Regions from separate parts of the Homo sapiens genome. Here regions 1 and 3 are each linked to region 2. The links are chromatin loops, found by intact Hi-C in ENCODE. Cell type or tissue: dorsolateral prefrontal cortex. All regions are shown on one strand. Links, peaks and the distances in the headings refer to the core of each region. The heading gives the core; the rest is flanking DNA. Region 1 has its middle 140 kb from the start of LMNTD1. Region 2 overlaps RASSF8 (Ras association domain family member 8). Region 3 has its middle 120 kb from the start of LMNTD1.

Evidence for each region. Hi-C counts contacts between places; a loop is a spot of excess contacts. Peaks named below come from ENCODE experiments on the same cell type or tissue, not always from the same donor. Only the 100,000 strongest peaks of a DNase experiment are listed, where the experiment ranks them.
Region 1: it touches region 2 in a loop (2.0-fold over the local background); 20 of 110 quality-filtered maps call a loop at or near these places.
Region 3: it touches region 2 in a loop (2.5-fold over the local background); 20 of 110 quality-filtered maps call a loop at or near these places.

What each region holds. Positions count from the first base shown.
Region 1 is chr12:25,685,398-25,695,871 of GRCh38, reverse strand. No RefSeq gene overlaps it. Among named protein-coding and RNA genes, the nearest start is that of LMNTD1, 140 kb to the right of the region's middle. In dorsolateral prefrontal cortex, for the core only: no CTCF peak of the experiment used is centred there; a DNase peak (open chromatin) is centred at 5,681.
Region 2 is chr12:26,024,636-26,035,109 of GRCh38, reverse strand. All of the region lies in intron 2 of RASSF8 (Ras association domain family member 8), which reads right to left. Among named protein-coding and RNA genes, the nearest start is that of RASSF8-AS1, 70 kb to the right of the region's middle. In dorsolateral prefrontal cortex, for the core only: CTCF peaks have their summits at 5,483 and 5,685 (motif pointing right); a DNase peak (open chromatin) is centred at 5,709; H3K4me3 peaks cover 760 bases; H3K27ac peaks cover 3,981 bases.
Region 3 is chr12:25,672,074-25,682,547 of GRCh38, reverse strand. No RefSeq gene overlaps it. Among named protein-coding and RNA genes, the nearest start is that of LMNTD1, 120 kb to the right of the region's middle. In dorsolateral prefrontal cortex, for the core only: a CTCF peak has its summit at 5,163; no DNase peak of the experiment used is centred there.

The DNA of each region.
Region 1 (10,474 bases), core at 3,314-8,313, 340 kb after region 2:
AAATCTTGCAGATAACTGATCATCCCAAATCCACAAAGGCAAAAGTTGAAAGAGAAGTTGGAACATCAGAAAAGGCACAAGAAACTCCGCAGCCCCTGAAGGAGTTGAAGCCGGTTCCAGTGTGACATATATCATGAGGTTTCTGCAGGACTTCGCTGTCCATTTAAATGCTAATGTGCAATTCTGGCATATCCTCAGAATGAAAGTGCTGAAGCAAGCAGCAACACTGGAAATTTCAGAACATTGTTGAATATTCAGTATCCATGCACTAAAGAGCTCAGGTAGACTTTTAAATATCAGACAACAAACCACAGTTCTCACTTCAATATGCTTGGCTAAGAATTCTCTGGCAATATGCTACTTTTTAAAGAAAGGTTCAGTGAAGTTTTGCATTTCCAAGTGATTTTTCTTATGAAGTTAATCTGACAAGCAAAGCAAGAGGTCGTCGGCTGCAATTCATACATAAGGTATATATTAAAAGGCAAATTCAGAAGTTCTTCCTGGTTGTTTTCTCTGAAGTCTCAATTGTCTTCACCTGTGAGAACTGAAACTTATCAGGCATTGAAGGGAAATTTCAAGGTTTTGCCTCATTTTCTTACTCTATTTATGTAGTGCATCAAGCTATATTAATATAATATCACTGAGCCAGCAATAAGCGGGCACACTGAGGGGTAGTAATAACTGTTATTGAAATTGGTGCCTTGAGAAAAAGAAGAAGCTATTCAAAGATGGAGAGTGAGTTTCCAGAAGGACAGTTACATAGGAAACTTTAACTTTTATGTGGATACTTACTACAATCTCCAGAAACATTCCTAGTATTCATTAAACACGTATGTAAAGATCATCTTCAATTATTAGGCATTAAGATAGGTGCTGGGGATATAATAATAATAATAATAATAATAGTGAAGACCAATATACTGATTTCCCTGTAAATAATACTATGTAACTGTTTTACATATACAGTAGTCCATAGTCCCCCCTTATTCACTGGGGATATGTTCAAGAACCTCAGTGGATGCTTGAACAACAGATAGTACTGAACCGTATATATTCTATGCACAAATTTTATTTATTTTTTCACAATTTTATGGATAAAAGATTCAGTCTTACTATAGATCACAGCAACCTCAGCATTGGAGAACTTTCACTTTTTCACTTGAAGTATATGGACTACTGTATATGCATCTGTATTTATGTAGTGCATCAAAGTCATATTAATATAACATCACCGAACCAGCAATAAACAGGCACACTGAGGGGTAGTAATAACTGTTATTGAAATTGGTGTCTTGAGAAAGGAAGAAGCTATTCAAAGATGGGGAGTGTGTTTCTGGAAGGACAGTTATATAGGAAATGTTAATTGCTATATGGATATTTACTACAATCTCTAGAAGAGAAATTTTACACCAGTGTAGAGAAAGTGCAGTTTATACTTTGTCTTTGGCATATCTAAATTACCAGCGTCACTACTCTTGTGCTTTGGGGCCATTATGAAGTAACATAAGGGTTCCTTGAACACAAGCACTGCTTTACTGTGACGGTGGACCTGATAACCGAGACAGCGACTAATGACTAACGGGTGGGCAGTGTCTACAGCAGGGATACACTGGACAAAGGGATGATTCACGTCCTGAGAGGGATGGGGTGGGATAGCTCCAGATTTTATCACACTACTCAGAACAGAGTGCAATTGAAAACATGAATTGTTTATTTCTGGAATTTTCCATTTAATCTTTTCAGACTGTGATTGACCATGAGTAATTGAAACTGTAGAAAATGAAACCGTGGATAAAGAGGAGTACTGTATTAACTCATTTAACCCTGTAAGGGTGTAATCCTGTAAGAGTGTAAATACCCTTATGAGATAGATATTTATGGATGGAGAAACTGAGGCACAGAGATTCTGTGACTTGACAAAGGTGACACAGATCATAAGTGATGGAAAAAGAATTCAGACTCGGAAGAGACTGAACCACAAGGTACACTCTTAAAATCACTATACATGGTGCCTTAATCCCACTTTCCAGTGACATTTTGAACAATCTTCTATTTCAAATTTCTTTAGGTATTTACAAAAATAAAAGCCTGCTTTTCACTAGCTTATAAATGCCCTGAGGTTTTCCTCACCATGTGGTGGCTTGCCCATATTCAATGTTCCACAAATGTTTGTGGTGTAGGCAGTATAAGAACAAAGGTTTGGGGGCAGAGAAAGCTGAGTTGGAAACTCCGCTCTACTACTTCCTTAAGGTGTGAACTCAGTTTTTTCAACTACAAAATGGGAATTACGGAGTTACTGTGAGCACTCAACGTTACAGCTGAGGAAAGGGAGGGCCAGCCACACTAGAACTCTGGCCATCTAATATCTACTCAGGTCTCTTTATCTAAGAGACCTCCTTCTCTCCTTTCCTTCATCCTTTCCCTCCTCCTGTTACTTTATTCACTCATTAAATATACTTTTTATTAAGTATCCACTTTGTACTGGGCCTTGTGATAAAAATAAAGTAAGTGGTGGGTTTCCAGTCCTGACTTAATTTCTGCTATAGCAGTAACTCTCGGATCATGGACCCTGAACAAGTACCATCAGCATCCCTTGGTGTGATGGTTCATTTTAATGTGTCAGCTGGGCCACAGGGTGTCTGGACATTTGGCCAAATATTATTCTGAATGTGTCTGTGAGGATATTTCTGGATGAGGTTAATATTTGAATTGGTAGACTGAGTAAAGTCCATTGCACTTCCTCATGTGGATGGGCCTTATCCAATCAAAGACCTGAATACAACAAAAAGGGTGAGGAAGAGAGAATCCCTCCTGCCTGCCTAAGCTAGAACACTAGTCTTTTTCTGCCTTCAGACACAAAGTGAAAAGTTGGCTCTTGGGTCTTGAGCCTGCCAGCCTTCAGACTGGAATGTACACCATTGGCTGGCTCTCAGGACTTTGGACTTAGACTGGAGCTACACTGTTGGCTCTCCTAGGCCTCCAGTGTGCTGACTGCAGATCTTGGGACTGCTCAGCTTCCATAATTCTGCAGGCCAATTCCTTATAACAGATCTCTTTAATACTCTGTGTGTCTCCTGTTAGTTCTGCTTCTCTGGAGAATCCTGACTAACACACTTGGGCAGTGAGTTCAGGCTCCACCCTGAGAGTGAGGCCCAGCAAGCTGTGTTTTAGCAAGCCCGTCAGGTGACTCTGATGCCCCCTAAAGCTTGAGAACCACTCTACTTGAAATATTCTTGATTGACTTCACTAGCGGGAAGCACAGCATTTCATCGTCAGCAGAGTTAAACTCCTGAGTCACGACTTCTTTTCAGATACCACAACTGAAGGTCAATTCTCTGAACGAGTTCACTTTGACATCAGACCTTTCCTACAAGAGCAAATAGGAGGCCCTGGTTGTCCAATCTCTTAATGAGCTTAGTTTATAAATATAAATGTAAATATGCTGGATATTTGTTGTTGCTGCTCAGCATAAATATATTCTAAAGACTGACTGAATTGGGTAAGAAAGCTCTCCTCAACCTCTTCAAGGACTGTAATTACTTTACTCCCAGTGGATGATGGACCTTATCTAACGAAAGCAAGCCACAGGGACAATAAAACATTCTTACACTACATTGCGTCAAGTAGAGTCTGCCAGAGTTCCTCGGCACTCCCTCCCCAGACATCTGATCTCTATTATTTTTTCTCCATGATTAAACATGCAGGTCTGCTTTCCAGCTCCTCAAGAGGGGCTGCAGGAATTCGCATTCTGTTGCTCCCCTGTGAAAACACACTGTCCTCAGGGGTATTCACGATTCCTGCGAACTGTGGGTGGTGAATGTTTCCCATTTTCATCCAAATTAAGATCAGTAATCAAAGTCACAGGCTTTTCTTTTTTTGCTTTTTTTGGGTTTTTTTTGCTTCAAGAAAGATCATCTAGAGTTTCATTTCTTTCCTATCCGTAGGGGAACAGGAACAGATAACAGATCTTTTGTTCCAAACACATCGTACCAGTACTTGATCCAGGTATGTTCTACCCATAGAAGTGAGACAGACCTCCAGTCAAAGAGCATGCTCTGGAATTCTTTGTGGGCAGAGCAGCAGTCTATTTTTTAGTAAAAAACACACAACAAATGGATTATTACATGTTATGAGCTATTAATCAAGCAGTTCAAACATACGTTTATTATCTACAAATATTCATTGAGTGCTACTGTGTACTAGCCAGTGTCCGATGACATGGGACACAGATACACACAAAGATATTAAATAATCACCATAATCACTTGCTATATATTGAGGGCCTACCACGTACAAGCTAGTGCTGAGCTAGTGCCATAGGCAATTGTGCACAGACACACAAAAAATAAGAAGTCACTTATTGAATACCCTTATACACTGAGTGCTTTTATTAAGACACTGTATTAACCCATTCTCACACTGCTCTAAAGAAATACCTGAGACTGGGTAATTTATAAAGAAAAGAAGGTTAATTTGCTCATTGTTCTGCAGGTTTTGCAGGAGTCACAGGGGCTTCCTCTTCTGGAGAGGCCTCAGGAAACTTATGATCATGGCAGAAGGCAATGCGGAAGCAGGCACTTCTACGTGGCAGAGCAGGAGCAAGAGAGATAGGGGGAGGTGCTACACACTTTTAAATGACCAGATCTCGTGAAAACTCACTCACTATCGTGAGAATAGCATCAAGGCGGTGGTGCTAAACCATTCATGAGAAACCACCCACATGATCCAATCACCTCCCACCAGGCCCCACCCCCAACATTTGGGATTACAATTTGACATGAGATTTGGTGGAGACACAGAGCCAAACCTTATCAGGTACTTTATATATATCTTACTCATTATTTCCTCTCAACATCACCATGAGGCAGGCATTATCGTCATCATTCTAGAAAAGAAAGTAGTGTACTGAGATGTTAAACAATTCACTCAAAATCACTTCGTTTGTGAAATGGAAGAATCAGATCTTAAATCTATTTCTTTCTAAATCCAAGCACTGTAACATGTTTTCTCTGTGCCTCCAGTTTTTCTCTAAATGGAAAGTCAGAACTTATGCATTTAAAAACCTCAATAATAATGCAAATCTGCAAATACCAAGTGGCAGGGGTGGGGATATGAAGAGTAAGCATTAAGGAAGCAAAGATGGATACGGGCACTGTTCTACCAAGGTCCAGCCAGGAAAAACAGAAAGGATATTTTAACGAAGGTATTTTAGAAGAAAATTAAGAAATTAAGAAAGGTATTTTAACGAAGAGATTGGTCAAACGGGTATTTGAGCAGTGAAAGTGTGAAAGGGAACCGTAGGTAACCGCAGGAAGCAGCTCCCTATCCTACATTGTGGGAGCAAACACAAGAGGTTGGAGTTATTAGGACTTAGCTCAGAGGAGGGGCCCTGCCAAGTTGGAAGCCAGTCTTGTAGGCAGGATGATGACTGGCAGGTGCTGGTCATTCTCAGATGGTGTGTTCAAACTTGTCCTGGGAAGGTGAGGGGGGAAACCTGAAAACTGCAGCCTCTGGAACAACTGCTGAGAGTGAAAAAATGTTTCTGATGAGACATTCAAAGGAATAGGAAGCCACCAGGATGCTAAATGGAAGCAGATGGAGGAACAAGTCCCCTTTTCCTCCTTCTGCCTTCCAGGCTGCCTCTTACGCCTGCTATTGGCAGAGCCTGGCATGGGTCCAGCTGGCAAAGCAGCAGTGTCTGCTCCTGAAATCCTCACTGCTCCTGGCTAAGTCCGTCCCTAAGGGGAGGTAAACCACACGCTGCCATGCCTCTGCACTGATCAGTTCCTGAACTGGAGGAGAGGCCCCCTGGGTGCAGAATTCACTCTCACTTATACCCTTGGCTCCATTTGGTGCGACTGTACTCATGATCTTCGCTCACTTCACTCTTGTGGGATCAAGGAGCATTTTCTAGGTTGCCCACCTCATAGGTAGAAGTCTGTCAGGTTTTCCATGTCTTAGTGTCTAGTATGTGAGTCCACTGACTTAACCCTTTTAATTTTACTAATTTCTCTGGATATATTTCCCCCTGTAATAGAACAGATTTCACCTCCATTTAGTACATCTCTCTGATTTTCATCTCTCTACAAAGAGAATCCCACTTCTGTTTATTTATTCTTTTTCCCCATTATTACCTTCTGATGAGAACTACTCATTCTTATCCCAAGTTGTAGATGAAATTCCTGCGAGCTGAGATTTTAGAGAGAAAGGTAGTTATAGCAAAAACAATCCTCAAGTAAAATAAACCAGAGTTCCCCAGGCTTTGGGACAGTGCTGGTCAAAGATGAAGTTTTCTCTAGTGCAAAATGAAAGCAATGCCAAGAACTATGAGAAGCAAATTTGAATTCTGCCTCCGGTGATTTTTGGGAAGTTACTTTACATCTCTGTGCCCCAGTTTTCTCATATTCTCTTACTATTACAACTAATCTACAAATTAGTCATTAATAAGCACATAGACCATAAAGTGCTCAATAAAGGCTAGATAATATTATTTTTGGACAGTTTAAGGATGCCAACTGTCCTTTCATGAGAAGGATTGACCTATATTCAGAGATGACATCAATCTTAATTTTTAAAATTTGGAAATGCTTTCTTGTATAAAATGCCATTAACAGTAAATGCAACGAAACCTAAAGGTCTGAAAACACTGCTATGAAAGACTCCTAAATTATATAAAGAAATGCTTTAAAAAAACAAACAAGTGTTTTATCAAGGCTTTTGAGGTTTTTGTTTTTGTTTTGTTTTTGATACGGAGTTTCACTCTTTCACCCAGGCTGGAGTGCAGTGGTGTGATATGAGCTCACTGCAGCCTCCGCCTTTTGGTTTCAAGAGATTCTCCTGCCTCAGCCCCCAGTAGCTGGGATTACAGGTGCGTGCCACCACGCCCAGCTAATTTTTTTATTTTTAGTAGAGACAGGGTTTCACCATGTTGGCCAGGCTGGTCTTGAACTCCTGACCTCGTGACCCGCTTGCTTTGGCCTCCCAAAGTGCTGGGCTTATAGGTGTGAGCCGCCACGCCTGGCTGAGTTTATAAAATATTAATTTACTAGTTCGACAAAGATATATTAGGTGCCCGCCTTGTGTGGGACCCTGAGACGATGCTAGAAATGCCCTGATGAGTGAGACAGACATGGTGTCTGGCCTCAGAGAGGTGATACCTAGCAGGGCTTTTCACTTAACTTATTTAATTTGATCCACATAATCAGCCTGGGAAAGGGTATCATTATTATTACCTCTGTTTTAAAGAGAAAATTGAAGTCTCATGAAGGGAAATAACATTGTTTGCATCGCACAGCAGGCAAAAGTTTGGGTTCCTTTCCCCATAACACAATGATACATTGCAGGCCTAGCTCTTCTCCCAGGAATTCCATCTCTGTTCTTATAATGAAAACTGCTGGGAACATGTGCTTAATAAACGTGTATGAAGGCTCGCTTTTCGGAACACATCTAGTCTGCGAAACAAGACTGGGTATAAATTCAGAAGCCCCCGACCCCCCCGACTCAGGAATTTAACAATCAGCTCTCTAACCCTCTTGCCTCTTCTCATTTGCTAAGTGAGCAGAGGGTGTGAAGTGTACCTTTAATGCCTCTAGCCTATCCTTTCCACCCCGTGACCTTTTCACCCATCTATTCCTCAAGGGGAGACTTCACTATGCTAATATGCCTTATGGGTCTCTGAGTAGGGAACCAAAGCAAACCGTGTTCCTGTTGTCTTTCTACCCAGTTATTTTTTTCTCCCACTATCTTTGAAGTAATGCGTGCTAAGGGATCATCTGATAACCATTTAAGGTGACAAAAATGTTGAGTCTCAAAGGAAAGGAACTGTGAAAGGACAGGCAAGGGCGTCAAGGATTTTATGTATGTACCCTCCTCAAATCATAGCACGACACATTGGCTTCCTGCTTTTAGTTTTAGTCTTGTTCCGTTAATCTAGAGCCACTGGAGTGAGATTTTCACAATGATCTTTTGAGGTAGCATGGCAGGTGCCTTTCATGCAGAAGCTTATAAAAACTTACAATTCTAACAGGTAGGTACTTGCTATACAAAAGAGGAAACATGGCTGGGCACAATGGCTCATGCCTGTAATCCCAGTGTGTCCGAAATTGGTGGGTTCTTGGTCTCACTGACTTCAAGAATGAAGCCGCAGACCCTCGTGGTGTGTGTTACAGTTCTTAAAAATGGTGTGTCCGGAATTTGTTCCTTCTGATGTTCGGACGTGTTCGGAGCTTCTTCCTTCTGGTGGGTTCATGGTCTCGCTGGCTTCAGGAGTGAAGCTGCAGGGACCTTCATGGTGAGTGTCACAGCTCTTCAGGCAGTGCATCTAGAGTTGTTCATTCCTCCCAGTGGGTTCGTGGTCTCGCTGGCCTCAGGAGTAAAACTGCAGATCTTCTCGGTGAGCGTTACAGCTCATAAACACGGTGCTAACCCAAAGACAGAACAGCAGCAAGATTTATTGCAAAGAGCAAAAAAACAAATCACCCACAGTGACAAGGGGACCCAAATGAGCTGCTGCTGGCTCAAGCAGCCTGCTTTTATTCCCTTATCTGACCCCACCCCCATCCTGCTGACTGGTCCATTTTACAGAGAGCTGATTGGTCCATTTTGACAGGGTGCTGATTGGTGCATTTACAATCCCTGAGCTAGACATAAAAGTTCTCCAAGTCCCCACCAGATTAGCTAGACACAGAGCACTGATTGGTGCATTTACAAAGCTTGAGCTAGACACAGAGTGCTGATTGGTGCATTTACAAACCTTGAGCTAGACACAGAGTGCTGATTGGTGCATTTACAAACCTTGAGCTAGACACAGAGTGCTGATTGGTGCGTTTAAAAACCTTGAGCTAGACACAGGGTGCTGATTGGTGTATTTACAATCCTTTAGCTAGGTCTAAAAGTTCTCCAAGTCCCCACCAGATTAGCTAGATACAGAGTGCTGATTGGTGCATCCACAAACCTTCAGGTAGACACAGGGTGCTGATTGGTGCATTTACAAACCTTTAGCTAGACATAAAACTTCTCCGAGTCCCCACCAGATTAGCTAGATACAGAGTGCTGATTGGTGCATCCACAAACCCTGAGCTAGACACAGAGTGCTGATTGGTGCATATACAATCCTCTGGCTAGACATAAAAGTTCTCCAAGTCCCCACCTGACTCAGGAGCCCAGCTGGCTTGGCCTAGTAAGTCGCCTGCCAGGGCTGCGGGCAGAGCTGCCCGCCAGTCCTGCACCACGCACCTGCACTCCTTAGCCCTTGGGCAGTCGATGGGACCTGGCCAGCGGAGCAGGGGACAGCGCCCATCAGGGAGGCTCGGGCCTTGCAGGAGCCCACTGCGGGGAGTGGGGGGCTCAGGCATGGCAGGCTGCAGATCCCCGAGCCCTGACCCGCAGGGAGGCGGCTGAGGCCCGGCGAGAATTCGAGCATGGCGCAGGCAGGCCAGCAGTGCTCAGGGAGCCGGTGCCCCCTTCCGCAGCTGCTGGCCCAGGTGCTAAGCCCCTCACTGCCTGGGGCCCGCAGTGCTGGCCGGCTGGCCGCTCAGAGCCCATTTAGCTGGAAATACTGTGTAGTTATGGTGTGTAAATGGGCAAAAAGAGACTAGTTAACAAAATATTATCAGGTTATAATTTTATACATAGTAATAATTGAGTCTTTCGTTACTTTACAGATCAGTACCAATGAGAGAGATTGACTCGTTTCCTAGGCTGACCACCCATCTCAGTTTGCAGGACTTTCAGTGCTAAAATTGAGAGATAATTTACTAAAAACTGATTATTTGCAAAGATTGTCACTAACACTCAGGTACCACATCTATGTGATCTTAACACGTTTTTAAAGTTCATTCAATACATTAAAGGAAAGTTCATTACACAGATTATCGATAGTGTAGTTTTGATGTAGAGTGAAGCATTCTTGTGCATTAGATGTTAATGGTATGGTTTGGGATCTATCAGAGACACAACAAATATTTATTCTTAGCAAGTCAGAGCAGAGGGCAGTGTTGTTAATCTGATATTCACCCCTTAGTAATATAGGCCTGGCCCAAGAATACCTGTGCCAATTCTACGGCTGATAGGATGGATCCACCAGGGAGGCAGAAAGCACCAAGATTCAAGGTTGTAGCTGCCTCCAGCAAATGGGCAGCCACCAAAGTCCATGATGCAAGTCTAGAGAGATTAACAGCCTGCATCCAGTTGGCTTGTGTAGAGGAATTAAGGTGCATGCAAAAGTAATTGTGGTTTTTGCGTTGTTGGAATTTGCCATTTTATATTAGAATACATTCTTAAATAAATGTGGTTAGGTTATACATCATTTTAATGGGCATGCCTCCCTTTATGATTTTTTGCTAATGGCTTATTACTTGCTTTTTATTTTATGTTTATTTTAGACTATGGAAATAATGTTAGAGAAAAAGCAAATTCAAGCGACTTCCTTATTGGAATTCAAATGGGTCGTAAAGCAGCAGAGACAACTCTCAAC
Region 2 (10,474 bases), core at 2,742-7,741:
ACTAACCTTACTTCTAGGGATTAATAATTTTTACCAGTAGTATTGGACAACTGGAAAAACGTCTATTAAAGTTTATAGGGCAACACCAGAGTAATCACCATAATACCAAAAATAGGATAGTTCATAGTGACTAATTCACACAGAAATTAAAAACCAAATGCTATGACAAACAGTACCTAGAAAGGTAAAAGCAGTCTACAACAAACCAATGAGAATGCATCTACACTTGGTGAATCTGCTGTATGGTGTTTTTTAGTTAGATGTTTTTTTTTAATGTAGCTTAAATATCATGAATTTTAATAGGCACATTACATGGAAAAGATGTAATAAATAATTTTGCTGTGTTTGGATCTTATCCCACCCTTGTTTGATTTCCCCTCATGCATTCTAGCTAGGATGTAAAAAGTAGGAGGTTCCTTAATTTCGAAATATGGGAAATAAATGCTGGAGGAAAAGGAATAGGAGTTACTTAGCCTGTCAGAAAGAATAATGATCTTTTTCTCCCCCCTAAGATTATTTGCTTAGTCATTCCCACTGAAAAGAATGAGTTTAATTTTGGAAGTGGTAGGAATGATAGAAATCCTAGATCAAGCTTGTCCAACATGTGGCCTGCGGGCTGCATGCGGCCCAGATGGCTTTAAATGCGGCCCAACATAAATGCATAATCTTTCTTAAAACATCATGAGATTTTTTTTTTTTTTTTACTTCATCTGCTATTGTTAGTGTATTTTATGTGTTGCCCAAGTCAATTCTTCTTCCAATGTGGCCCAGGGAAGCCAAAAGATTGAACACCTCTGTCCTAGACAGACCATAGGGCTATTTTGTCCTGCCCCTGTGGACTTAGGGACATTGACACATCTCCCCTCACTCCTACTCCTTCACCCCCAAATCCCAGCTAATGCTGTGATTATCTTAGTTGAACAGTGTGCCACGTGCTTACCATTTGCCCACCTCACTCCAGCCCGTTCTTCAACTACTCCCCACCTTTGTGAGGCAGCCACATCTCCCTGCCCTGCCATGTATTGCTTCCTCTGCTTGGAACATCTTTCTCCCCACTCCACCACCACCTCCCTGCTAGCTTGCTGGGGTCTGGTCGACATGATGGTGGTGGGGAGAAGGCACCAGCAGATCCAAGTGCTTCCTCTTTGCTAGGCACATACAACGACTCAGAATAATCCACTGAGGTCATGTTTTTATTCTCATCCCCATTTTACAAATGAGGCCCTGGAGGCTCAGAAAGGTGAACTAGTTGGAGACAATACAACTGGTAGGAGATGGGAGCTGAGATCTGAGTGGAGGCTGATTTGAGAGTCCTGGCATTCAACCTTTATCTGGAAGGTGGCAAACTTGACAGGGACAAGGCAGATGTGCATATTAAATGCAAAGAAACAGTTTTCACCTCCACAAAGAAATATGCCATTAAAAAATTTCAATACTTGGCTCTACGTTTCTTTCTTTCTATGAAGATGGATACTATTCATCTTATGCCTCTATCATTAAAAAAAAGAAACCCAACAGTGTTTGCAGAACTTATTTCCTTTTTCCCTCCAAAATAACAATCTGGATAATCATATTAATATCATTTTTCTAGCAAAACCACTTACATTCTAGAAAATGCTAATGTGCTTTTAGCATGAAAGAATGAAAATAATACCTAAGCTTTAACACAAATATAGTGGAAAAATATAAAAAGATGTGGAAGATCTCATTATTCTTGTCATTTTATATTGTGAAATCAAAAACATGCTATAAAACAATTTGTGGGTTTTCTGTTATGACCTGAAAGATCACAATTTTTACTTAGTGCTTCAATACATACATGAGAAAATACCAAATTCTTTTGCTCAAAGGAACTCCAGCATACCTTGAAATGGCCTGAGAGCTGAGCCTCAGTTTTGGTAAGAATGTGGTCTCCCACTGATCAACTTGATCCCCTCTGGTCTCATTACAGAGTATTTATGATTCAGCTGAACCATTTAGCAACATTTAAACCATCCTTAGTATTTACCTCAGGGGAAAAGTCACATTTCAAGGATAGTTGAAGTATCTAATATATTTAGTTGCTACTCTAAAGAAGACAGGCCTGCTTGAAAACAAGATCACAGCATACATTGCTCTCTGCAGGACCTCTGTGGGTAGGAAGCTCTTTCTTTTAACTGATTATGTAATATTTTAGCTTTGGTAGTAAAAGATTCCAGATGTTTACTCTAACAGCTTTGTAGACACATGGGGATTGATGTTAGACACATAATCACTGGTTTTGGAGCAGGGCCAATTGTGTACATACGCTGTTTAATTATGTTGACACTCCAGACATTTCAAACATCAACAGAATTTCTCAGCTCATATTCCCATTATGATTCCTGCTTTAAATGATTATAGATGGGTATGGAAACTGGGCATTACGCATGCTAATGAAATCTATCTAGCTCTTTTCACTTTTAATAGATTTGGAGGTTTCATGGGTTAAAACTCCCTTAAGCTATAAATTGCAGGTAAATATAATAAAAAAACTGCCAGGAAACATTTCCCTCAGAATTTTTTGTTGCATGCTAATGTAGCAATTTCAAAAAAATTTGTCATTGTTCTCCTTCCTAAAAATTCACATGTCACAAGGGAACCTTTGACTCAGCCATGAAACAGTCCCAAGAGTCCTAGAACTTGACTTTGGGAAATACTTCTCCATACAAACAGTGCTAGAAGTTTGTTTTCTATCAACATTCCAAAGTTTGTTACCTAGATGATTTGGAACAACCTGCTATGAGTACGAAAAACATACACAGAATTTTAATGTATATTAATGACTCAAATTTCTCCCACTTCCTTTCGGGGAAAATGAAGCAATAACATACACAATATTCCCATAAACTTTTTAAAAGACATTTCAAAGTTTTATATGTGAAAATGCAAAATGACTAGCTCATCACAAGAAAGGATAAACTGGGCTAACAAACTGCTACAAACTGAAGGACCTTTTCAAAAAAGCAAGCTCAATGGAAAATTCCCTGATTGGTAAATTTTCCAGATACAAAATTTCCAAGCATCTCAAGACCATAGTTCTCCTAAGTCACTACTTCTGGGATATGGGAAGTTTCCTTCATGTACTGTAAGCTGCTGACATCATGCACATAAATGTAAACCAAAACATGTATTTCATCAAAGTAACTAACATGATGATGAGAAACAGGATATTTTGAAACATATTTATAAGCAAAACATATAGGTCAGATTAAGCCATTGAAGCATCTCCTCAGATTTTTTAGATTACTCTGAATAAGAAATATTTTCAAAAATGATGGAAATATCTGTAGTTTTACATGTGTGGCTGCTATTGAAATCTCTATTAACCCTCTTTTTCTCAAGTTCTCCCATTCCCACTCTGATCCCGCAGACCCTACCTAACAAGTGCCTTTAGAAGCAGGCAAGCATTTTCTAGTCCTCTATTTTAAGTCTCTCAGACCACCAACTACTTACCATTCTTACTGCCAACAGCAATAGTTCCAAACCTTTATCATCTCAGGTCCTTATAATTTTATAGTTGCTTACACCTCTCTGTGATCCACCTGGCACACTGCCACCAAATCTGACCCTGCCCTCAGTTGGGCTCAAATCCTGTTAGTAACTCTACTGGGCCTGTGGCAGAAGCTTAACAAAGGGCTGCTGATTGAGTTCAAGAACTCTACACTGATTTCACACCATCATGATGAGGATGGATGGGTCTCACGTGTAACGATGAGCCAAAATATACTTTGAGAATCCAAGTTAAATGGCAGTGTTTAGAAAAAAAAATACTGAAACAATCTAGCATCTTGGGGTGTTGGAATTTTAAAGGTTTGACAATTGGCAAAATCAAAGTAATCCAGAAATCTAACCCAATGTACTGGCAGAGTATCACAAACCCTCATAATACCTCAAAAAAAAATGGGGCAGGGGGAGTCTACAAGTTAAATTTGGCACCAAGTTACTAGTTGTAAAATAAAGCTTATTTGATTGTTGTCTCAGGCATTACGTAACTGTAAAGAGTCTTCATTTATACTGAAAGCTGCAGCAGTAAAAGCTGCAGACATATTTAAGAAGAAATATCATATTTCCTACTGCTTCAACTCACTGTTCCTGACCATCTTGAAGGGGTCTGCAAGTTATGGCCCGCTACCTGGTTTGTAAATAAAGTTGAATTGAAAACAGTCGGGTTCATTCATTTACGTACTGTCTATGGCTGCTCATGTGCTACAATGAAGTTGAGTAGTAACAACAGGGACCATATTGCCTGCAAAGCCTAAAATATTTATTTACCTAGCCCCAAAACCAGGCACTTGTCTGGTACAGTATGGGTGAGGAAATACTTTTTAAGTCCTAACTTTGTTCCAGAAGTTAATCTGGGCTGCTTATCTACTAAAATCTAAGTTTAGGAAAAAAAAAAAAGATAACTTCGGGGATGTCTATTTGGTTTGAAAAGAAAGAAGTTAAATATTATTCACTTGACTAACATGTATTTCTAAGTGGGAATTTCTGTTGCACTGCAACATCTCAGCATTTTTACTATGGCATTAGTAACAGCACTGCAGAGCATCACAGGCTGTAAAAACATTTCCATGTGTGATAGACAAAAACCCAATACCGGAATAAAAGGAATAGAATCCATCTTATCCGGACAAGTGGTTTTAAAAAGTCATCCTACAGAGCCCTGCAGAACTTTCATTGAAAACAAGCACAATTACATGGAATGAATTTGTTTCTGCTTCTTGTAGCCCCTCTACCTGGGCTTATAAACCATGAGAAAGAAGGAAGATTTACACTGTCACAGAAAATACTTAAAAACCAAGGCTTTTGAATAAAATGAGTTTTTATTTTCTCCTGAATAAAACATTATTTGGATCATGGGGGGAAAAAAACCTACTAAGAATTATTTTATCACTAAGTGTAATTAATACAAGTCACTATAATGTTTATCAATTATATACTAGAAAACAAATGAACTGAAATCAACTTTGAGACAATTTAGACATACGGTATCATAATCAAAATCCCAAGAGAAAGATACTTTATCTTTTTGCCACATTTTATTTCAAAATTTATTTTTACAAAAAATAAATTAGTTGCCCTAAACTCTTTTTAAATAAAGTGATGCACAAATAAGCAAACCAGCAAAGACTGTAATAAAAACAAAACTGACGATTTGGTGGTCATTTACTGGCAGACTAAACAAGTTAAGAATAAATATCTCTGAGGAAGCAAGCCAATTAAATGTTGGTTAGATGGCTGATTCAAAGATAAATAGTAGCCAGGAGTATAACTCGGACGTCATAGTTTGAGATTGATTTTTTTTTCCTTTAACCAGTGGGTAAAACTGTTTTTCTGTTATAATAATAATGGTCAACATTTAAACCAACAGAGAAGTTTTAAGTTTTAATAACAAAAGAGTGCCAAGGAAATGATCTTGTTCCTCAGAACAAAAAATAATCTGTTAAGGAAATATTTTGGATCTCAAATTAAGGCCAATCATGAGTACAGAGCACAGCTGATGATTAACAGAAGATGCCGCATTTAAACACGGTGGCAGAAGACACTGATTTACTTCTAATGAATATATAGTACATTATAAAAAGTGACAAAACATAAACATATGAATATAATGTAAACAACAGTAAAAAGAAATCTTTTTGTTTCTTGAAATTGGGGCTTATGGTTTTAGCCACCAGAGGTCACCCTTCCCCAGACAGATTAAAAAGCAGGGCTTCTGAAGCACTGTCACTTACTGTGTATTTGTTAAAGGAATACAATAAAAAATAACATGGGTTGTCAATGTTCTTCTTTCCCCAGCTAAAACATATGTGAGGCTAGACCTGCCCCACACCTCTCCCTAATGCAGACATGCTGGTAATGGAGAAGAGGAGAGCTGCAAACAGCCTGAGAGGCTAAAGTGATCTACATGATAGACATGAGAAAAATCACTGAGGGGCGAGGGACAGGATGCAGTTCCCTGGTAGAAGAGAGACTTGTGGAATAGCACCATGCTAATGAGGGATAATGGAGAAAACTGGAAGAGGTTTCCAGAATTCTTACTGTTATCATAAACACAACCACTCCTGGACATTCTTCAACTAACACTGCAGTAAAATTTTATACGGCTTTTTTCAATTAGTTTTGCATGTCAAACCTAAGTATCGTGCACCAAATTTGGCTTTTTTTAAAAAAGCAAATTAGCCAGGGTTCCTCCAGAATTCAACATATACTTTTACAATAGAATTGGAGAGAAAGAGATCTTTAATCTATCCTAGTGCCTTGTACAAAATATACTCAGCAAATACTCTTCCTCATTCATCCCTCCTTACATATAATAAAGAGACCTTTAATTCATCATAGCACCTTATACAAAATATACCCAGTACACTCTTCCTCATTCACCCCTCCTTACATATAATACAAGAAGGAGCTGACAACCAAAAGTTTCAACCTCTTTTGTTTCAATTCTGTTAGTTAAGAGGGCCCAATTCTATTTATTGTCACTTACCGTAGCTGCAAGAAGTAAAATTCAAAGGTTAGAGTGGTTTTTAATAATTTCATGTACGTGGCCAAGGAACATGTAGACATTTATGATTACCAAGAAATTACAACCTTCCAAAGCACAGTATTTATTCCATGTAGCACCAAAGGAAATCCCAAAGAAAAGGTACTTAGCAGCCTAGTAGAAGTCCTTAGCAATTTCTTTGTGAAATACTTGGTTAGAATTCATTGTCTCACATTCCAACACACTGGCAAATAAGGTTATCACACATCATCATATCTTTTGATACCTAACAACTTTTTTCTCTAACTACATAGGAAAAGTACGCTCATTAAAAGATATTCAGAAAATGAAAAAGGCTTTTAGAAAATAAAATCACCTATACTTCCAAAGAGTACAGGGAAAGAAAATGAAGTTCTGAGTGAAACACTTTTAAAACACACAAATTAAATTTATACAGTCTCAAATTCTTTTAATTATAATTCATCCACATTATTCCCAAATCAACTATAATCTGTCCCCTGCTTTACCAATGACATAGTTCCAACAGGTTCACCAAGACCCCGATGCTGCATGGGCTTTCTTCATACTGTTTCCTATTTCCTTGCACCATCTTTGATGTCCCCAGAGCATCTGCACAGCTGACGTTCCTCACAGCCACTCCTTTGTCCTGACTTCTACATCCCGTTTTCCATGGCTTCTCCCACCCATCTGGTCATTCCCCTCTGTCATCTTCTGGGCTGTTCTTTTTCAGGCTAACATTATTGAATTTCTGGCTCAGTCCTCTATGCTTCTCATTCTATCCCCTCTCTCCCTAGGTGACCAAAGTAACACTCATGGCTTCAACAACTGAAACTACATGTTGATGTGCCTAACACATAATAGGTGCTTAATAAATGTTTAATCTTATCAATGGCTTAATGATTAGTAACTTTCCAATCTAATCTCCAGGAAATTCTCAGCTCCAAGGCCACAACCACACAGCAGAAGTCTCTTAGCACAGTTGAGACTGGTAACTGGCTGGTTAATCATAAAAGCAGGTTAAAGCAGTGAATCATGAAAACATGAAAGCATTTTGTACACTTAACTTTAACCAGATAAATACCCATTCATCTGCCAATATTTTTATAGTCAGGCCAACTCTTAAGTGAGGGCCTGCTGACCCTTCAGTGTCTTTCTTGCCTAAATCATACCCATGGTGAATTATCGGTGCTATCCAGCTTCTGTTTGTTTGTTTAAACAACAGCTTTACTGAGATATCATTAACATGCCATACAATTCACTTTAAGGCATACAGCTTGATAGTTTAAATATATTCACAAAATTATGGAACTATCACCAGTTACTTTTGGGACATTCTCATTACCCAAAAAATAACCCACATACCTATTAGCATTCACTGCCCATTTCCCATCAAATCCCCAGCCATAGGCGATCATTTACTTCCTTTCAGTCTCTATGGATTTGCCTACTCTGGATATTTCATATAAATAAAATCATACATGTGGTCAAGAATCATCCATATTGTAGTAAATATCTGTATTTCATTTTTTTATTGCCAAATAATATTTCATTGTATTGTTATATCACATCTATTAATTCAGATCATTTGGGTTGTTTCTATTTTTGGCTATTATGAATAATGCTGCTATGAACATTCATGTACAACTTTTTGCATGGACATATATTTTAACTTCACTTGGGTATGTAATTAGGAGCAGAATTGCTGGGTCATATGATAACTCTATGTGTAACATTTTCAAGAACTGCCAGACTGTTTTTCAAGGTAGCTGTAATATTTTACATTCCCACCAACAGTGTATGAGAGTTCTTATTCTTCACAATCTCACTCACACTCCTTATTAGCTGCCTTTTAAAATTAATATTACGCCTATAATCCCAGCACTTTGGGGGGCCGAGGTGGGCGGATCACTTGAGGTCAAGAGTTCAAGACCAGCCTGGGCAACATGGTGAAACCCTGTCCCAACTAAAAATATAAAAATTAGCCGGGCATGGTGGTGTGTGCCTGTAATCCTAGCTACTTGGGAGGCTGAGGCAGGAAAGTCACTTGAACCCGGGAGGTGGAGGTTGCAGTGAGCTGAGATCACGCCACTGCACTCCAACCTGAGCAACAAAGCGAGACTCCATCTCAAAAAATAAAAAATAAACTAACTAATATTACAGCCAACTTAGTATGAAATCATATCTTATTTTCATTTTCATTTCTCTGAAGGCTAATAACGTCAAACATCTTTTCATTTGCTGATTGGCCATTTGTACATAGATATTTGTCTACTGAGATACTTTGTCAATTTTCTAATGGGACTATTTGTCTTTTTTACGATGAAGTTCTTATATACTCTAAAAACAAGCTCCTTATCAAATTATTTGCAAATATTTTCCCATTAAAGTTGTCTTTTCACTTTTGATGGTGTCATGTGAACACAAATCTTTAATTCTGATGATGTCCTGTTTACCTATCTTTTCTTTTGTTGCTTGCACATTTGATGTCATTTCTAAGCAACTACTATTTAATTCAGGATCAAGAGGATTTATGCCTAAGTTTACGTCTATGAGTTTTATAGTTTTTCTTCTTACATTTAAGTCTTTGATCTACTTAATTTTTATATACGTGTATATAGGGGGCTAACTTCACTCTTTTGCACTTGGATATCCAACAGATCCATGAACATGAGATGTCTTTTTTTTTATTTTGGTCTTTAATTTCTTTCAACAATGTATTATAGTTTTCAGTGTATAACTTTTGCAATTTTTTGTGAAATTTATTCCTAAGCATTTTATTCTTTTTGATATTATAAATAGAAATATTTTCTGAATTTCATTTTTCAATTGTTTACTGATAGTATATAGAAATGCAATTAAATTTTGCATACTGATCTTGTATCCAGCAATCTTGTTGAATAGTTCTAATAGGTTTTTAATGAATTCCTTAAGATTTTTCCATATGCAAGGTAGTATTCTCTGCAAACAGAGTTAGTTCTTTTTCCTTTCCAATCTGAATGCTTTTTTTTTTTTTTTTTTGAGACAGAGTCTCACTCTGTCGCCCAGGGCTAGAGTGCAGCGGTGCGATCTCGGCTCACTGCCAGCTCCATCTCCCGGGTTCACGCCATTCTCCTGCCTCAGCCTGCCGTCCCGAGTACCTGGGAATACAGGCGCCCGCCAACACGCCTGGCTAATTTTTTGTATTTTTAGTAGAGACGGGGTTTCACTGTGTTAGCCAGGATGGTCTCGATCTCCTGACCTCGTGATCTGCCCGCCTCGGCTTCCCAAAGTGCTGGGATTACAGGCGTGAGCCACCACGCCTGGCCCTGAATGCCTCTTATCTCATGTTCTTGCCTAAGTGTCTCGCCTAAAACCTCCATCACAATGTTGAATAGAAATGGCAAGGGTGGAAATCCTTCTTTCTGATCTTCAGGAGAAAGCATTCAGTCTTTTGGCTGCGTGTGTGCGTGTGTTTATATGCCATTCATCAGGTTGACAAAGTTCCCTTCTATTCCTAGTTTGTTGAATGTTTTTTATCATAAAGAGGTGTTGAATTTTGTCAAATGCTTTTTTTATTGAAATAATCATGTAGTTTTTGTTCTTTATTCTATTGATGTAGTGTATTAAATTGACTTTTTTTTTTGAGACGGAGTCTCGCTCTGTTGCCCAGGCTTTGGAGTGCAGTGGCACAATCTTGGCTCACTGCAAGCTCCGCCTCCCAGATTCATGCTGTTCTCCTGCCTCAGCCTCCCAAGTAGCTGGGGCTACAGGCGCCCGCCACCACGCCCGGCTAATTTTTTGTATTTTTTAGTAGAGACAAGGTTTCACCATGTTAGCCAGGATGGTCTTGATCTCCCGAACTAGTGATCCACCTGCCTCAGCCTCCCAAAGTGCTGGTATTACGGGCGTGAGCCACAGCGCCCGGCCTAAATTGACCTTTTATATGTCTAACCAACCCTTGCATTC
Region 3 (10,474 bases), core at 2,564-7,563, 350 kb after region 2:
ATTACCTTCCACAACAAGCAATTTTTTATAGTCCACAGTGAGGGTCTCATAAGAGGTCCTGCAAATTCCCTCCTGCCAAGTGTGGCCCCTGATCCTCCTCACACTAAAGCACCAGTGTTCTTGCAGTGCTAAAGCACTCTCTGGGTCATAGTGTCTTAGAGAAAGACCAAAGTGAAACCTTCCCCCACCTCATTTTCTCTTCTTCTTATCAAGATATGAGCTTATGAGGACAGAGGGACTTCTGAGGATAGCTACCAAACTGCATGCATAATCATTCCTCTCTTCTAACTGCAAATGTGTTTCTTGATCAAGCTGATCATTCTGACTCTTTAAAAGATGTTTTAGGCTGTCGCTTTCTCACACATGTTCAGAATGTCTGAACCACTTTGGGTTCAGGCTAGGATGTCAATCTTGGATGTAGATAAATGACAGGTGTACTTTGAGGCTCTAGGCAGCACCTGGATATCCTTGTTTACCAGGTAGGTAGCTATGATTCAGGGACTGGTTGGAAAATGATGTTTACCTGTCAAATAACAGCAGTTCAAGTAGATTTCCTCATACCAACAACGCTTTGACATCTCACATCAAAAACTCAGAAAGAGGCTCCTTTTCCAAGATGCCTGGAAGTACAGCTCTTTGCTAAGCGAAGTCATTTTAGATGCAGTTCTTTAGCGAGTTCTGCCAGAGCTCTGCCCACTAGAAGAAAGGATTATGAACACTTACTTTGTATGATGTGGTCTTGAGGCAGCAGTAATTTATCCCTAAGGCTCTGTTGAACAAGGGCTGTGTCACCCACTAAATAGGGACATGTGAAAACGTCTATTGCTCATATTGTCTGGTGATTTCACTTTGAGTCGTTGCTGCATTTCAACCAACTTTCAAGTGACTTTTTTGTTCTTCAATAACTACCCTAAATGTTACACTATTATCATAAAACAAAAGACCTGAGAATCCTTTCTGTCATTTTTGTATGAAACTAATTTAAGCTTTTCAGAAATTTGTGGCCCTTTCGTATTAACAAATACATATCATCTTCAATGCCTCAGTCATTTCACAGCCATATATTGAAATATTCAACTTAAGATATTTCTAATTAAATGAATGAAAAACTATGGATACAACTAACTAAAAATGGCTTTTCTCTGACAACTTTACTTGAATCACCATACTTTTAAACAAAGGCCATTTCATTTTTCCTCCCTGCTTCTTGTATCAAGTTTAAGAATCAATGCCAGCATCTTTTTCTTACCTTTGACCATTTCCTCCTCTTTAACTCAATATCTCTTCCTTTTGAAGTCCATGATGTCTGATTATATGACACCGCCCCACATCCTATCTCTGCCTCTGTTGGTCCTTTATCATCTCCATGTTTTTGAAGAACAAGAAGGCCATGTGCTCAGAGAATAGAGAGTGGATTATGCCGGGTAAGTTGGAGATGTTGGAGGGCTAAATCATAAGGACCTGGTGGGCTGTGTTGAGAACTTTGGTCCTTATTTTAAAAGCAGTCAGAAACCTTTTAAGGTTCTTAAAAGGGTAAAATGATACCTGATATGGTTTTTATTTTTTTGGAGACAGGGTTTCACTCTGTCTCCCAAACTGGAGTGCAGTGGTGCGATCTCAGTTCACTGCAACCTCCACCTGCCAGACTCCAGCAATCCTCCCAACTCAGCCTCCTGAGTAGCTGGGACCACAGGCACATGCCACCACACCTGGCTAATATTTGTATTTTTGGTAAAGATAGGGTTTCGCCATGTTGCCCAGGCTGGTCCTGAACTCCTGGACTCAAGTGATCCACCTGCCTCCGCCTTCTAGAATGCTGGGATTACAGGCATGCACCACTGTGCCCAGCCAAACTGATGTGATTTTTAAAAGACCACTCTAATTGTAACACAAAGTATGGATTGAGTCAGGTAGGAATGGATATGAGGGAGCAATTAGAGTTCAAGGCCGTAAACAGCTAGAGGATGACAGTGACTTTGACAAAGGTAGTAGCAGCAAAGGTGAGCAAAGTGTTCGGAGAAAAAATGGGCAGAAGTTGCAGATTATTTAGATGGGGTTCAACAAAGAGAAAGAAGAATCTAGGATGACTCCAGTGTTTCTGCAAGGAGCAACAGAGGGTGTGGTGGTGTCGTTGCCTAAGATGGACAACACAAGAATGGAGCAGCTTCTCCTGGGAGTGAGGGCTAGCTCAGATTTCCTCCCCATGAACTCTCCCAACACCTGCCTGGCAAGTTCTAACTGCTGCTACTGTTCCCAGACAGGTAAGTGTCACCATGGAAGATAATGCAGTAACTGGCTGCACTTCACATACATCATGTCCAATGCCCGCTGCTCCTCCAGGCTCTTTGGAAACGCTTTTATTGATTTCAAATTAAATCTTATTCTATTTTTTATGTTGTGTTTTTAAAATGTTTTCACTCTTCCCATACTTCCAGTCCTATCTTTCCTTCTCAGTTTTAACCAACCACTTTGCCTCTTAGTTTACTGAAAATAATAATAATAATAATAATAGAGGCCAAATGATGTGAATTTCTCAAATTCTCTTATCCCTACTTTAAAATTTTTTGGAATCTTCCATCATTCTCTTTTCTTTCCTGTGAGAGATGCGTCCTTTTCTGCCTTTTAAGCCACATTCTCTACCTGTGTTTCTGATACTGCTGTATTCCATTTTTCCAGCACATTGTTTCAGAGACCATCCCCAATTTCATATCTCATATTGAGGCAAAATAGTTTTATTCAGAACCTAGTATTAATATACTACATGTAGAAAATTTGAAACGTACAGAAAGGAGCAAAGATGAAAAAATCACCTATAATCTCATAGAGAAAATCATTTTTAATTTCTAATTATTAAAAAATTTCTCTTTCCATTGGTTCCCTGTCTCCAGCCTGAAAACATGTTTAGGTCTTCTCTTTTCTGAAGAAGACTCCCCTCAGTTTTTCTTTCCTTTCAAGCTACGAGGAGAGCTCCTTCACAGCCCCCTACTCTCCTAGCACTTTACCTAGAGAGCTTTAAGATGCTTCTGGAGTGACAAAGACTGCTCCAGGCTCTGGAGTCTGAGCTATGACAATGAGCAAGACACAGGTGAAACTATACCTGTATCTCCAGGACCTGTCCTGTTTCCTCACTGCTCCAGCTGGTTCCTTCTGGATCTGGGATTTTGCCTCATATGTGTATGTGACTGTCCCCGGCCATTACCAGCCCGCTGTGTTCCCACTCCCTGTCTGCCACATCCAATCCATTCTCATAGCTTCATTTATATTTCTGTATGGGCGATTTCAAGTTGATATCACTAGCCAAGACCTCTCACTGGAAGCCAGAAAAACATTTCCAACTGCACTCTGAATGCCTCAACAGGGTGTCTCACCAGGAAACTCAACACATCTAAAACTAACTTCATTATCTATTCTGCCAAACCTATTTCTCCTCTTGTATTTCCTGTTTCCATTAGTGGTACTATATATTTTTTTCAACCAAAGTAGAAAATGTGGCGTCATCTTTGACTCTGCATTTTCCTCAATTCAAATCAAATGCTATAATACTTTCTTAATATCATATTAATTACTTATTTGTTTCAGGCACATTGCTAAGTATACATGAGGTACATTTTTGCAATTGATTTTTCAACTACATGCTGCGTTATTCTTATTTTACAGATTAAAAAACAGAAACTTTGAGGTTCACAGCTAAGTGACAAGGTCAGTATTTGACTCAAGCCCGTTTGTTTTCAAAGCTAGTGTCTTGATATGTCTTTTCAATTTATCCTCTCCTCTCTGTTTCCATTGCTGGTGCCCTAGTTCTGGTCACTGTGGTAGAAGCTCTGTCAGCAATCCCCAGTTAGTCAAGTCACCTTATTAACTATACTCTCCCATCCTCTTTCACACTGGTCAGTGAAGTCTGGTAGGGAGTGATACGTTGGGTTTTCCTGGTTCCATCAATTTATCTGTGAGTTTGCAAAGAAACACTTGTATTTTGTTTAGAAACTAGTCTATGCAGTTGTGCTTATTATGTTACAAAATTTAATTAAGTACTATGTAAACCAATGCATATGAATGTAAATGACAGCTCTTCCTATGAAAATTAAATGGAAGACTTTGGAGAGACTTGAAGAGAGTGAGCAGCTTAAAATATTATAATCCAACCAAGTATTGGGAAAGAGAAACCAAAAATGGTTGTGAAAAACTGTGTAAAAATGTCTGGAAGATTCTGCACTCAGATTGCCTTTGGCTGCAATTTAACAAAACAGAAACAAAAATGTGAATGTAGCTTATACAAGAAAAATGGTAGAAAACTCTAATTAGCAGACCTGTATTCAAAGTAAGAGTCTCTGCATTCTGTCATACAATTACTGGATGAATGTGCCCACATATGTCTTAGGTGAAAGTATAATGTGTAAGAGAAGTGTGTATCATTTTATTCCCTGCTTTAACAATTTTTACAAATGACTGACCACATTCAGTTCCCAATTTCATTTATCAAGAGACCTTCTACCTTATCTCCCATTATCTTCCAGACAGTAACAATACCTTTTATCTGAACCTCTAGTCTTCAGTCATCATTTCTCCATTCAGTTAACAAATATTTTTAGCAGCCTACTTTGCAGACATCATTAACCAGAATTACCTGCTTAAAACTCAGATCTATGCCCATCACTCCCTTATTCACAAAAACCAGATGACTTCCCATTGTCTACAATGAAGCTGAAAGTACTCAGAATACTACAGACTGCAATGATCTGATTTCCCCCAACCTTTTTGGCCTCAGCTCCTAAGACAGCACTCCATACGCCCTGAGCTTCAGTCATTCGTACTCTTGCTGGTGCCCACATAACACCATGCCTTTCAGCATTCATTCAGAGAGCACTTGTGGTGAACTCCACACTGGTATCTCACATACTTTAACTCACTGTTGAAAATAGTCGTTTATGGTGGGAAATATATTGTTCATAGAAATTATACCTCAGAAAATGCTGAAAGAACTGAATAAATTTAATTGAATAAATTTCAAGTTGTAATGTCAAGAATATTGCACAACATACAAGGTGGGTTGGGTGAGGAAGTGCTAACTTGTCTTCAATAATCAGAAGTTTAGATTTTCTTCATACTCAAGATAATTTAGCAAAGGTTTAAAAGTCTGCATGGAATGCTCCCTGGTGTCCACTCAGGAAAAGTGCCTGGTTCCTGGGTGACAGATATCAATGGACTGTTGTGTCATTGTCCTTATAAGTCTTCTCTTGCCCTCGTTCATTCTTACCCTAGGAGGCCTTTGCCTGTGGATTGTCTTAGCTGCCACTGATGCAGTGAACTCTTAAAATGCCATTGAGCCAGAGCATCTTCGTTAGCTCTATTCTCTTTTCAATTGCTTTTGTATGTTTTCACTTGGCAAATCTAACATTCCAGAGTTTAAAACTGAACTTCCCCCGACAAACTCATCATCCTCTGCTTTCTGTCTGTGGAACCATCATCTCCAAGGTGTTGGATTTATCCATGGCTCTTGGGTGGGGGGCATGATTTGCTCTTTGCTCTTCCTTAGCCCACGACTAGTTGCCAATTATTTCTTCCCATAAAGAATGAATGTTAAGGGCTTTGAAAACTGTAAGAGGACTCAGCCCTTTATGGTCCAACTACTCAAAATATTTGTCTACACTCATTGTATTCATTTTACCTCCTGTTCACGTCTCAACCAGAGTAATATGGCTCCTGTCCCATAAATTTTACTGAAGTTGTTCTCATCAAGGTCTCCAATCACTTTCTTAGTGCTAAATTTAGCAGCCATCTTTCAGTTATTAACCTAACTTGTTGTGGAGTTAGATATTTAGACCAGTCTTTCTACTTGAAATGAATTCTCAGCCTCTATGACACCTCTTTACATCTCAGGCTGCTTCAACATACACTTCTTTTTAGGTTCCTGTCTTCTGCCATTTCAAAATATCTGTCTGTTCTTCACAATTCTAATTCTTCTTGTCTTCTCCCTCTACACACTCCTCTAGCAATCTCCTCAGTTTCCCAGGTTTAATTACCACCACGATGACAATGAACACTGGCTCTGTATCTCCAGCCCTGTTATTCATCTGACCTGTGAAATGCAGCTATCTAACTGCCTGTGGCCATCTCCTCTTGAATATTTCACAGGTACCTGGACTTTGATCTGCCTGAAACTGAATTTACAAAAATGCAAGAGTGCTCCTCCTCTTACTTTCCCTATCTTAGTTAATGCTACCATTGATTATCCATTTGTTCAAGCCTAAACCATAGAAATAAGTCTTGACTCTCCATCTTCCTCATCATCTTTCCAATCAATATCAAAGCTGTGTCAATGATACTTTTGAAAAATTTCTGAAATCTATCCACTGTCTCCATCACTTCTGCATTATTGTGGTTCAACCCACGGTAATATCTCCCATAGATTTCTGCAACAGTCTTCCAAATGGGCTCCCTGCCTCCATGCTGGCCTCTCTCCAAACTTTTCCACATAGCAGCAAAATACTTCTGTCTTAACATACACATTTAACCACATCACTTCCCATCTTTTCTGTTGATGCCTCTGCGCTGCCCTCAGTGTTAATTCTAATCTCTTTCACACAGTTTAAGGAGCTCTTTGTGGTCAAGCCTGCTCTCCTGCTGAGACCCTCTCTTGCCACTCCCTCACACTCTGTTATGCATCTTAAGTTTCCAGACTGCTCAACTTCTCTGCCTGTGAACTTTGACCATCCCCATGAATCTGTTCCCCTCTATCAGGCTCTCCTCTCTGCCTATGATCTCTGACACTTCCCCCTGCAAATTATTTATTCAACATATTTTTGAACACTGATTATGTCCCAGATGCTATTCCAGGCCCTAAGACCACCACAGGGAGCAAGGCAGGCCCATCACTGCACTCATAAGGCTCAGTGTCAACTGGACAGATGGACAAGCACACTTAGGTCATTGCAGATCTTTATGATAAGGGGAGACAGAGGGACCCCCACGAGCCTGGATGAAGGTGTCTCACTCAGGCTGGGAACAGAAGGCTGCTTCCTAAGGGCAATGTTATTTAGAGTGTTAGACTTGAGACAGAGAAGTAGAAAGCTAAGAAGCCAGCAACTTTAAGAAAGACTTTAAAATGTACATCATTATGATGACTTTAATTTTTTCATTTTCCTTCTCACTCTTCTTAACTCTTGTCCCTTTCACATCCCAGTCCATTCTTTAAATAAACACTTTGGTTGATTCTTAATGTACCCCTAGAAATTAACTATTTTTTCTTCATTTGTGGCAACCATGTTCATACAAGCACACCCTGGCCTGTGGCAAGCCCACCAGCTCCCCTTCTTCAAGTCTCTCCTCAAGGTAAAAATGAAGAGACTTCATCATGTATAATAGTCACATCATCTTCCATCTCTTGGGGAAAGCTATCAGCTAAGTTGTAGCTAACTAGGGCCATGCACAGGTGTTCCTTTTCATCCTTCTGCTGTACCCATTTTCCAATTGCCCATCTGTATTTCCACATTTTCAAATTGTCTACAATGTCAAATTGTCCAAATCATTTATCTAAGAGGTAGACAACCCATGATATCCCTCCTTGGTCCAAAATGATACAGCATAGATGAGGTTTAAGAAGGCTTTCCTTATAGCTTTGAAATTCATAGCAGACCTCAGGCTCTCCAGATTAGCATAATGGTGAGGTTTCTAGACTTTCTTTGAGCTTTATTCTAGGCCAAGCTTCTCTAACCCGTGGCCCGTGGGCTGCATGCAGCCCAAGATGGCTTTGAATGTGGCCCAACACAAATTTGTTAACATTATGAGACTTTTGTAGTTTTTTTTTTTTTTCTCATCAGTTACCATTAGTGTTAGTGTATTTTATTTGTAGCCCAAGACAATTCTTCTTCCAATGTAGCCCGGGGAAGCCCAAACTGGACACCCGCTGTACTAGGCCACAACAGTACCTTTTACATATAGTAAAAATTATTAATCAACTAATCTTGTCCCACAAATCTCTTACCTTTCTACTTTTAAAAATACATAGCACATTAAAAAAAAATTAGTTCCCTGAGGAATTGTTAGTTTACATAGCCCTCCCAGTCAGTCAAATAGTGGTCCCCATTTTAAAAGATTTTAATAAGATAAAAAATATACTAGGACAAATTTGTGGTTACCCAACCTCCCATTCTTCCTGTGGTAAAGAAGAGGGTGGCCTTGGCTGGATGCGGTGGCTCGTGCCTGTAATCCTGGTACTTTGGGAACCTGAGCCAGGTGGATCACCTGAGGTCAGGAGTTCGAGACCAGCCTGGCCAAAATGGTGAAACCCCATCTCTACTAAAAGTACAAAAATTAGCTGGGTATGTTGGCGGGTACCTGTAATCCCAGCTACTCAGGAGGCTGAAGCAGGAGAATCGCTTGAACCCGGGAGGCGGAGGTTGCAGTGAGCCAAGATCGCACCACTGCACTCCAGCCTGGGCGACAAGAGTGAGACTCTATCACAAAAAAAAAAAGAGGGTGGCCTTACCTGTGATTGGTCAGTGGCTGCAGGTGACTCTGCCTTGCATGGGGAAGGTCATTATTTTCCTCAATCACTACTGCCTGAAGATTCTAAAGCAGTGAGGGTGCTTATGTATAGCAGGAAACTAATTACTTCATTTCATTCTTTTGTTGGATCGTTCTTCTACTCACTTGCAAATAATCTTCCCTTTCCTTTAACAGCGTCTCTCTGAGGAGATCAACAACAGCACATTCATCAAAAGAGCTGCAGTAGGATCCCAGGAGACAATGGAAGGCTGGGACCAGGGGAGCCAGGCTAAAGATCAGCCTCCATGGCTCCTGGGTAATTGGCCTCCCCATCTCTCCAAAGGGAGCTCTTAACCGATGCAGATGGAGACTTCCATTTAATTCCTTGTATGTAGAAAAAAATAAATAATATGTAATTGTTTCACCCATAAAAGGAGCCATGTTTTTATAACAATGACAATTCAGGGCATTTGAGAGTCATTATTGGTAGTTCTTGGGGACTTTATAAGCAATCATTTCCTTGATCTGAAGCAAAAGAAGAATCAGAACATAAGGCTGCTTTTAAAATTTTTGTTTCAGGGGGTAAAAAAGACTGCACCTGAGTTTTTTTAGCCATAGGCATCTTTGTGATAACACTGGACACAAGATGCTCTATGCATCCGTGACCTGTAAAGCCAATAACACTTTAGCCATTTTTGACGCCCTTTCACAGAGAACTTAGTTAATAAAGACAAATCTTGGCAAAGGCAGTTAATGGTACCAAGACGTAAATACTTTTAAATACTATCTGGCAGCTGTTGATACTATAAAATGACTAGAAATTTCAAAAAAGGCTTATTCATTCTGAGAGAGATTCTATGTGTATTGTTCTTTAACGTTTCTAGTATACATTTAGACATTTAAGAACAGAGCTGCCAAGGATGGGATCTGATCACAGAAGTGAGTAGGGGTGAATAGGGCCAAAATCCAGCTAGTGTCCCAGACAACAATTCCCATGGCCTGGCTTCCTCTAGTGCATATATATTGACTAGTGAAAACTACGTTTAAGAGACTGAATAATAGAAAACTGACAAATAATCCAAACATCCAATAATAAGGTACTCATTGAAAAATATGCATAGAAACCATAAATGTAATCATTAAAACAAGGGCATATATGTATATAACTAAATGAAAAAGCAGGCAATAAAATAAAATATATGCTGGGCATGGTGGCTCATGCCTGTAATCCCAGCACTTTGGGAGGCCGAGGCAGGCAGATCACCAAAGGTCAAGAGTTTGAGACCAGCCTGTCCAACATGGTGAAACCCCGTCTCTTCTAAAAATACAAAAAAAATTTAGCCAGGGTTGGTGGTGTGTGCCTGTTATCCCAGTTACTCGGGAGGCTGAGGCATGAGAATTGCTTGAACCTGGGAAGCACAAGCTGCAGTGAGCCGAGATCACACCACTGCACTACAGCCTGGGCGACAGAATGAGACTCTGTCTCAAAAAAATAGTAATAATAAAATAAAATATATAACCCCATTTTGTTAAAGTATATGTAAATACACAGCAATATAAACATATACATATGTATACATGTCTGTGTGTATGTATACACACATACATTCTACCACCTATCAATTCAGGGGAAAAAAATGAAAGAATACATACTAAAACATTGACTGAATTTACTCTGTCTGATTAGTTTGGAGTGACTTGACTTTTTAGTTATTTTGATTAAAATGTACTGTTTCATTTGTGTGTGTGTCTGTGTGTGTATGAGATACAGTTATTTTTTACGTAATAAAAAGTAACAACTAATAATTGTTATTTTAAAAGAGATAGATACTATGAGCTAAAAATCGACAATAACTTTTAAAATAATCTGGGCCAGTCATAAGGGAAGTCTAAACAATCCAAGGACAGAGTATAATTCACTGTTTGATTTGGCCAGTTTTCTAACTATAATTATTATAGCTTTATGATAACATTTTCATAAGCCAAGAAT